Regions from separate parts of the Homo sapiens genome. Here region 1 is linked to region 2. The links are chromatin contacts, found by Hi-C or POLR2A ChIA-PET in ENCODE. All regions are on one chromosome and are shown on one strand. The core of a region is the stretch at or near the end of the contact, and the rest is flanking DNA. Distances in the headings are between cores, read along the strand shown. Region 1 holds the start of SPRED2 (sprouty related EVH1 domain containing 2). Region 2 overlaps CEP68 (centrosomal protein 68).

Evidence for each region. Hi-C counts contacts between places; a loop is a spot of excess contacts on that map. ChIA-PET counts read pairs that join two places held with the same protein, here RNA polymerase II (POLR2A). Pooled maps may share reads with other maps.
Region 1: a map of psoas muscle shows a loop between it and region 2 (4-fold over the local background). The contact joins the promoter of SPRED2 here to the enhancer-like site in region 2. A Hi-C loop is called at or near these places in 14 of 168 maps with a recorded cell type or tissue (CD14-positive monocyte, CD4-positive, alpha-beta T cell, GM12878 and 10 more), 3 of 37 single-sample maps with no recorded cell type and 17 of 50 pooled maps. POLR2A ChIA-PET finds 5 or more read pairs at or near these places in 1 of 52 experiments (activated CD4-positive, alpha-beta T cell).

What each region holds. Positions count from the first base shown.
Region 1 is chr2:65,430,964-65,435,002 of GRCh38, forward strand. SPRED2 (sprouty related EVH1 domain containing 2) reads right to left here and starts at 1,636. Exons shown (of 6, transcript NM_181784.3): 1 at 999-1,636. The coding sequence starts at 1,024. RefSeq lists silencers at 1-488, 519-568, 1,339-1,538.
Region 2 is chr2:65,068,495-65,072,498 of GRCh38, forward strand. It overlaps CEP68 (centrosomal protein 68), which reads left to right. Exons shown (of 7, transcript NM_015147.3): 2 at 905-1,307; 3 at 2,960-4,004. The coding sequence starts at 951. Among named protein-coding and RNA genes, the nearest start is that of CEP68, 14 kb to the left of the region's middle. RefSeq lists enhancers at 1-609, 1,378-2,144. Within about 2 kb of position 2,142, at least 19 of the 41 ENCODE cell types and tissues checked have a DNase peak (open chromatin) inside an H3K27ac peak, as active enhancers do; they include PC-3, gastrocnemius medialis, psoas muscle and 1 more, where a contact is called at or near this core.

The DNA.
Region 1 (4,039 bases), core at 386-2,885, 360 kb after region 2:
GTCGGGCCCCGCGGCCCCGCCCCCGTCGCACCCGAGACTGAAAACGCCTCAGACCAGGGAGGGAAAATGCCAAACTGGACCCCTGGACCGCGAGGCAGGAGGCAGCTGCACCTCCGCCCCGGGCTGGCGACAGTCACGGGTCCCGCGCGGGGCGGCCCAGGATCCCTCCGGCGGAGCGCCCCGAGCATTGTTCCCCTCGGGCCCGCGGGCCAGGCACAAGCCCGTGCACGCGCACCCGCGAGGACACTCACATACACACACACACACGCGCGCCCCCAGCGCGATGCCCCGCACGCCCCCGCCGCACACGCCTCGGTCCGCCCCGAGCCGCCCGACCCCGCAGGACGCGTGTGCCGGCCACAAGCGCGTGCACAGGCACTCACGCGCCGCGGGGCCCCTCGGGCGGCTCCAGCACGCCGGCCCGCGCGGGGACCCTGGCGCACCAGACCCCCGCGCAGCCCGCGCCTGTCCTCCTCTCGCTCCGCCGTGTTTTTTATGAATGAAAATGTGGTATGCAAATGAGAGCGATTCAAGAAAACGAAATGGCGGAGCCTAGGCCCCAGTGGGCTCCGGAGCGGACTGCAGGGCTCGCGGGGCGGCGGGAGTCACAAAGTCACTGTGCAAAAACCCACCAGCCCCGGGAAGCCGGAGTGGGGGTGTCAGGTCTTCCGCTCTAGCCGCCGAGGATTTCGGGGGCGGGGGAGCTGTAAGTCCTCCGAGAGGGAGCGGAGACCGCCGGGAGGTCACCCGCACGCCCTTGGCCCCCGGAGCTGCCACCAGCCCGCCGACCCTAGGCGTGCGCCCGCCAGCCCGCAGCAGTTTTTGCCCTCTCCTCACTTCAACAAGCAGGGAAGCCTCGCGTCCCAACGCCGAAAGGTCAGCGAGTCGCTGCACCCCACGCCAAGTTCACCCAATAAGCGTCCCCGCCCGCATCCTCAGCCCCGGCCCCCACGCTGCCCCTGAGGGGCACCCTCGTCCCACCCCGCGACCAAACTTACTCGTCTGGGTGTGTTTCTTCGGTCATTTTCTTGTTCACCTAGACGCCTGTCCCGCGGCGGGCAGCTTTGCTCCCTTCATCTTCCTGTCCGCTCGCCCCCCTTCTTCACATCTCCGGAGATCGCCTGATTTGGGGAGGGGGGGCGGCTAGAGATGAAGAGGGCGCCGCAGCAGAAGGGGAAGCAGGGCGCGGGATAGGGTTTGGGGGAAGGGGTGCAAAGGCAGGCTGCGCGGGGAGTGAACGCCGCAGCGCCGTGGGGAGAGGCGGGCGGAGGCTCCGGGGGCTCGGGAGCGGGCAGAGGGGGCGAGATTTGGGAAGGGGACGGCGGTGGGGGAGAGCAGGAGAAAAACAAGCGCGCCTCGGAGCGGCAGGGACTGCTGCGAGGAGGAGGAGAGCGCCGGCCGCGGGTGGGGGGGCTCAGTCCGGGGTCGCCCCCGGGGGGCCGGGCCAATCACGGTTCCGGGGAGCGGTCGGCGGCCGGGGGAGGTGCGCCTGGGAGGCGGTGCAGGGCGCCCCGTCCGAGCCCCATCTCTCGACTCCACCGATTTACTCCATATTGGATTCTCACCGCCGCCAACAGGAGGAGGAAGTAGGGCGGAAGCGATGACGTCTTCCCAGCGGCCAGAGGTGGTGGAGTGCAAAAAGCTTCCTACTTGCGACCGAAAAAAAGGGAGAAGAAAAAAAAAAAAACTTTGTCCCGCCTACTGAGCACGCCCCGCTTCCTCTCCCCCTCCCTCCTGGCTTCCACTCCCGGGGGAGCCGCGGAGCCGAGTTGTTTGCTTGCGCCGCGACCGTCTGGCTCCGAATCCTCCTTGATTAGGGCTCCGGGTTTTAGGAAGCCCGAGAGGAGGGAGGAGGCGGGAGCGGAGGACTCGTACACATCTGGCTCCCGTTTTTGCCCCCTCCCTCCTTCCAAACACCAAGATTAAAAATCGGGGGGTTGGGCGGGGGCAGAGATGGGAAACTCAAGGGAGGGGAGGGAGTAAAACAGCTGAAGAGGTGCTCAGGCTCAGAGGCACAACTACCCCCACCGCGGGGTGGGAAGGTAGGGGCGGCGCAGGTGCCAGGGGCTGGCTTCTCCAGCCCAACCCAACCAGAGAGGGGAGGGGGTTCGACTTTGCCAAGGTTCTGAAAGGCAGAGGCTTTTCCGTTTCACGTGAATCTTGTGATTTTTTTTCTTTTTTGTCTCAATAGAGGAATGGATTTTTGTTTTGTTTTGTTTTGAGATGGAGTCTCGCTCTGTCCTCAGGCTGGAGTGCAGTGGCGCGATCTAGGCTCACTGCAACCTCCACCTCCTGGGTTCAAGTGATTCTCCTGCCTCAGCCTCCCGAGTAGCTGCGACTACAGGCGCGCGCCACCACGCCCAGCTAATTTTTGTATTTTTAGTAGGGAGGGGGTTTCATCATGTTGGCCAGGATGGTCTCGATTTCTTGACCTCGTGATCCGCCTGCCTCGGCATCCCAAAGTGCTGGGATTATAGGCATGGGCCACCGCACCCGGCCAAGGAACGGATGTTTTTAAGAATCATTACTCATGCAAAGAAAAAGGTCAACCCAGCACAGCCCAGAAACGTTTGCATTTCCGTAGAAATTATGGAATTTCTCGCGTTAAGAAGCAGCCCCGGCCGGGCGCGGTGGCACACGCCTGTAATCCCAGCACTTTGGAAGGCCGAGGCGGGCAGATCACCTGAGGTCGGGAGTTCGAGACCAGCCTGACCAACATGGTGAAACATCGTCTGTACTAAAAATACAGAATTAGCCGGGCGTGGTGGCGCGTGCCTGTAATCCCAGCTACTCGGGAGCTGAGGCAGGAGAATCGCTTGACCCCAGGAGGTGAAGGTGGCGGTGAGCCAAGATTGTGCCACTGCACCCCAGCCTGGGCAACAAGAGCAAAACTCCATCTCAAAAAAAAAAAAAAAGAAGAAGAAAGAAAGAAAGAAAAAGAAACAAGAGACATAGTCCCTATCCCTTGCTGCTCTCCAAACACAGTAGACTTTTCCATCCTCTTGAATGTCCATGGGACAATCCAGATACGATGTTAACTAAATAGCAACCACTGAACAGGTTAAGAGATTAAATATTTGCCTCAGGCTGGGCGCAGTGGCTCATGCCTGTAATCCCAGCACTTTGGGAGGCTGAGGTGGGCGGATCACCTGAGGTCAGGCGTTTGAGACCAGCCTGGCCAACATGGCAAAACCCTGTCTCTACTAAAAATATAAAAATTAGTTGGGTGTGGTGGTGGGCACCCATAATCCCAGCTACTCAGTAGGCCGAGGCAGGAGAATTGTTTGAACCCAGGAGGAGGAGGCTGCAGTGTACCGAGATTGCACCATTGCACTCCAGCCTGGGCAACAAGAGCAAAACTTTGTCTCTAAATAAATAAATAAATGCCTCAAATTTAGTATTCCTAAAATTTACATACATATAAGAGCCACAAATGCTCCAAAAAGTTTCACCTTGAGTCAGGGATAAACTGGTGGTTTACTCCAGGCTTTGTGCTTATCACAGCCATGATCTCTGTAGACATGGAGTAGGGTTCACGCTGGTGATGTGTGGTGGTGGGGAGGGCATGAACCAGGGGATGGAACAGCTTGGTTCTGGTTTTCTCCTAGCAGTCCTGAGACCCCGAGTGAGTTTCTTTATAAAACAGGAATAACAAGGCCAAGCTTGTCTTTATCAGTTTTTGAGGCCATTGAGAGTTCCTGAGAAAGTACTAAGCAAAGGCAAGATCTCATTGTCTTCCAAATCCTCAGATGGCTAAGGAATCTACCCAAGTCTCACCTTTGGCCATGGTTGCTCTTCTCCCTGGGAGTGCTGAAAGAGATCCCACCCTGTTATTCCTGAACTTCCCAGAACACAGGCACTTACCCATGTCAAAATTATCCACCCTGTGGGCATCTCTTGGGCTCCACCCTCCAGTTTCAAGGTACACAAATGGCAAGGTGGCAGGTGAGGTGATTAATTTCTGCAGGTAGGCCAGCTCTATGAGCAGGTTAAATTGGTGTCATCACCACTCACTCAGCCAGCTCTCTGCTTAATAGCA
Region 2 (4,004 bases), core at 892-3,391:
CCACGTGCAGCATAACCCAGGCCAGCCTGAGGAGAGTTGCTGATCTCTTTCTCTTTGGTCACTGGCCATCCTTGGAACAAGTAGCTCTCACCTGTTCCACAGGCTGGATGTGGTTTCTGTGCTTTGAGAGGGTCCCAGCCTGGGCAACATGGTGAAACCCTGTCTCTACTAAAAATAGAAAAATTAGCCAGGCGTGGTGGCATGTGCCTGTAGTCCCAGCTACTCAGGAGGCTGAGGTGGGAGGATCACCTGAGCCCAGGGAGGTCGAGGCTGCAGTGAGCTGAGATCATGCCACTGCACTCCAGCCTGGGTGACAGAGTAAGACCCTGTCTCAGAAAAAAGAAAAAAAGAAAAGAAAAGAGAGGGTCCTGCCTCCTCTGCCAGGCAGAGCCAAGCATCTTGGAGGGCATTCTTCCAGTGCCCAGCTGAGGCCTGGGCATGCCCTGACTTGCTGTTCTCTAGGATAGAACAGTCAGAGCCAGGCCTGAGTTGCTTGCTGAGGGGACCGTTACGACAACAGAACCACTATGGGCCTGTGCACAGGAAGGGTCCCACCAGGCCTCTTACCCAGTGGGGTTGGGCTAAAAGGGCAAAAAGGTGACTTAGGCAGGACCCCAGCCTTGATTGGACTTTGGACCTGTGTTGACCCTCTTGGGTTTCTGCTGGTGGGGATGGCACCATCCACCATGAAAGCAGAGGGGAAATGGTGTGCTTCTGTGTCCCCTTTGGAAAGGTCTGGGGCCAGGGAAAAGCCGGAACTCGGTGCTCCTCTGAGGAAGTAGTCACCATTTGTTTCCTTTTTTCTTTGACCAAAAATATGTTTGCCTTAATTGTTAAAGAGCAAGACTTCCTGAACACAGATGTAGAAGATTTATATTTTTCTCTCCCTTCCCCTGTTTTGTAGGAAGCTGAAGTCTTCAGCAGAACCCTGACCTAGGTAGGGAGTCTCAATGGCCCTGGGTGAAGAAAAGGCAGAAGCGGAAGCATCTGAAGACACAAAGGCCCAGTCCTATGGGAGAGGGAGCTGCAGGGAGCGGGAGCTGGACATCCCAGGGCCCATGAGTGGGGAGCAGCCCCCACGCCTGGAAGCTGAGGGAGGGCTCATCTCCCCTGTATGGGGGGCAGAAGGGATACCTGCCCCTACTTGCTGGATTGGGACTGACCCTGGCGGCCCCTCTAGAGCCCACCAGCCACAGGCCAGTGATGCCAACAGAGAGCCCGTAGCTGAGAGGTCTGAGCCTGCACTCAGTGGCCTGCCTCCTGCCACCATGGGGTCTGGAGACCTTCTGCTCTCCGGGGAAAGCCAGGTAGGTACTAAGGCAAGACTGTAGATGGACCCATTGCTGTCCTTTGGGAGTTTGTTCAGGATTTCCTCACCATCTTGCATCCTTTCCTTGCTACTGTGCAGGGTGAGGAATTGGAGGGGCCTGAGTATGATGATTTCTGTTTTGCGGGTTCAGCTAGAGAGCTGGGCCTCAGGACCGGCCGGGGGGACTGTCCACGGTTATCTCCTGTTCCTCAAGAGTGACTGGTGACTTTTTAAGGACCAGGGATTATAGGCCAAGAGGCTGCTGCCCAGAGGTCCAGGCCAGGGGAATTCTGGCAAGGAGAGCCCTGCCGTGTTTCTGACTTGGTGATTAAAGGCTTTAGGGGTACCCTGAAGAGACTTGGGAAAGGAGTGTCCAGGGCTTTGGGCTCCTGGGGGCTCTGAACCTAAATCCTCTTCAGACCCAAGGGACATGTCAGAACCTTGGAGCCCTGTAGTAGGCAGCACTGTCCCTGGTTAAGGAGAATTCCTTGGGCTTCTCTGACTGCCAGGCAGCTTCTCCTAGTGGGAGTCACATGGGGCAGGGAATCCTACCAGGTTCTGTGACTGCAGGCAAATCACCAGATCTTTCAGGCCCTCAGTATCATTGGGAGGTGACCGGAATGATCTGTTCTGCCCAGCTCTTACATTCTTTTCTGTTCTGCTTGCCAAGGCCTTTCCTGGGAATGGCTTTGATCTTCTCGGTGTCATTGTAGCCTTGGCTGCTGCAGGGTCCCCTTGTGGGGCTGCACCCTGTGAGGAGGCTCTGAGCGGGACTGGGAGAGAACAGAGGCTGGGCCCCACCTGCCTGGGAGCAAGGGGCAGTGGGAGGCTCTGGCACCTGTGAGTCAGAGATTCGGTGAGGCAGGAAGCGAATCATAAACAGACACAGAAATGGCCTTTCACGGGGATGAGTCCGGTGCTTATTATTAGAATTCCTGTTGTTCGTTAAGCTCTTACCATGTGCTTTGCACACATGGGTGTATTTAATCCTTACCTTCTGAGGAGCTGGTGCTATGAGGGGAGGAAAGTGAGGCTCGAAGTCATACATCTGGAAGGTGGCAAAGTTAGGGGCTGGCCTCAGGTTTGTCTGGCTCCAAAACCCATGTCCTTCAACACTGTGCTGTCCTGCTTCCCTCGGGGGTGAGTTCTTCATCAAGCAGATAAAAAATTCAGTGAAGAAGCTGAGATGAACCAGTCATTCTGCTAGTGTTCAGTTACCACTGGCGTGTGAACTGAGCAGGATGGGGTCTGGGGCGACCTCCTGGGTTTGGACGTGTCCTGTTAGCGACAGAGTGATTGAGGGTTTCATCTGCCAGGAGACGCTTCTCAGAGGTAAGGGACTGTTTTCCAGCTTCAGCATGACAGAGCTGTCTGAGTTCTGCTTGCTCACACCCTGGATACCTGTGGAGGAAGGAAGAACCTTGGAGAGGACTGGAGATGGGAGTCATCTTGCTTCCCAGACAGGCAGGGTCTCAGTGCTGCTGCTGGCAGTGCATATTGCCTGGTTCTTGCCTCAGGCAGCAGACTTTGCATTTTAAGGTCTTTCCTAAATACTGTCTAGACCCACAAGGAAACTCCTGGGTTGTCATCTAAGAAAGAAATTGGGTTTGATTTTTACCCAAGTGCTTTTTGTCCCTTTGATCATTGCAGGTGGAGAAGACCAAGCTTTCTTCCTCCGAGGAGTTCCCTCAGACTCTGAGCCTTCCCAGAACAACAACTATTTGCTCAGGACATGATGCTGATACCGAAGATGATCCATCCCTAGCAGATTTGCCCCAGGCACTGGACCTCAGCCAGCAGCCTCACAGCTCAGGTCTCTCTTGCCTGTCACAGTGGAAGTCCGTGCTGAGCCCAGGTTCCGCAGCTCAGCCTTCCAGCTGCAGCATCTCTGCTTCCTCCACAGGCAGCAGTCTCCAGGGTCACCAGGAGAGGGCGGAGCCTCGTGGTGGTTCTCTGGCCAAGGTCTCCTCCTCCCTGGAGCCGGTCGTCCCCCAGGAACCTTCCTCTGTGGTGGGGCTAGGACCTCGGCCCCAGTGGTCACCACAGCCTGTGTTCTCTGGGGGTGATGCTTCTGGGCTAGGCAGGAGACGCCTCTCCTTCCAGGCTGAGTACTGGGCCTGTGTGCTGCCAGATTCCCTGCCTCCATCACCCGACCGCCACTCCCCTCTCTGGAACCCAAATAAAGAGTATGAAGATCTGCTTGACTATACTTACCCACTGAGGCCCGGGCCTCAGCTCCCAAAGCACCTTGATAGCCGTGTGCCAGCTGACCCTGTCCTGCAGGACTCCGGGGTAGACCTGGATAGCTTCTCTGTCTCTCCAGCAAGCACCCTCAAATCACCTACTAATGTCTCCCCCAACTGCCCACCAGCAGAGGCCACTGCCCTGCCATTTTCTGGGCCCAGAGAGCCAAGCCTTAAGCAGTGGCCCTCCAGAGTACCCCAGAAACAGGGTGGCATGGGCTTGGCATCTTGGAGCCAACTTGCATCTACCCCCAGAGCCCCAGGCAGTAGGGATGCTCGTTGGGAGCGCAGAGAGCCAGCCCTGAGGGGTGCGAAGGACCGGCTGACTATAGGCAAGCACCTTGATATGGGCTCTCCCCAGCTAAGGACACGGGACAGAGGGTGGCCCTCGCCCAGGCCAGAGAGGGAGAAGAGGACCAGCCAGAGTGCCCGGCGCCCTACCTGCACAGAGT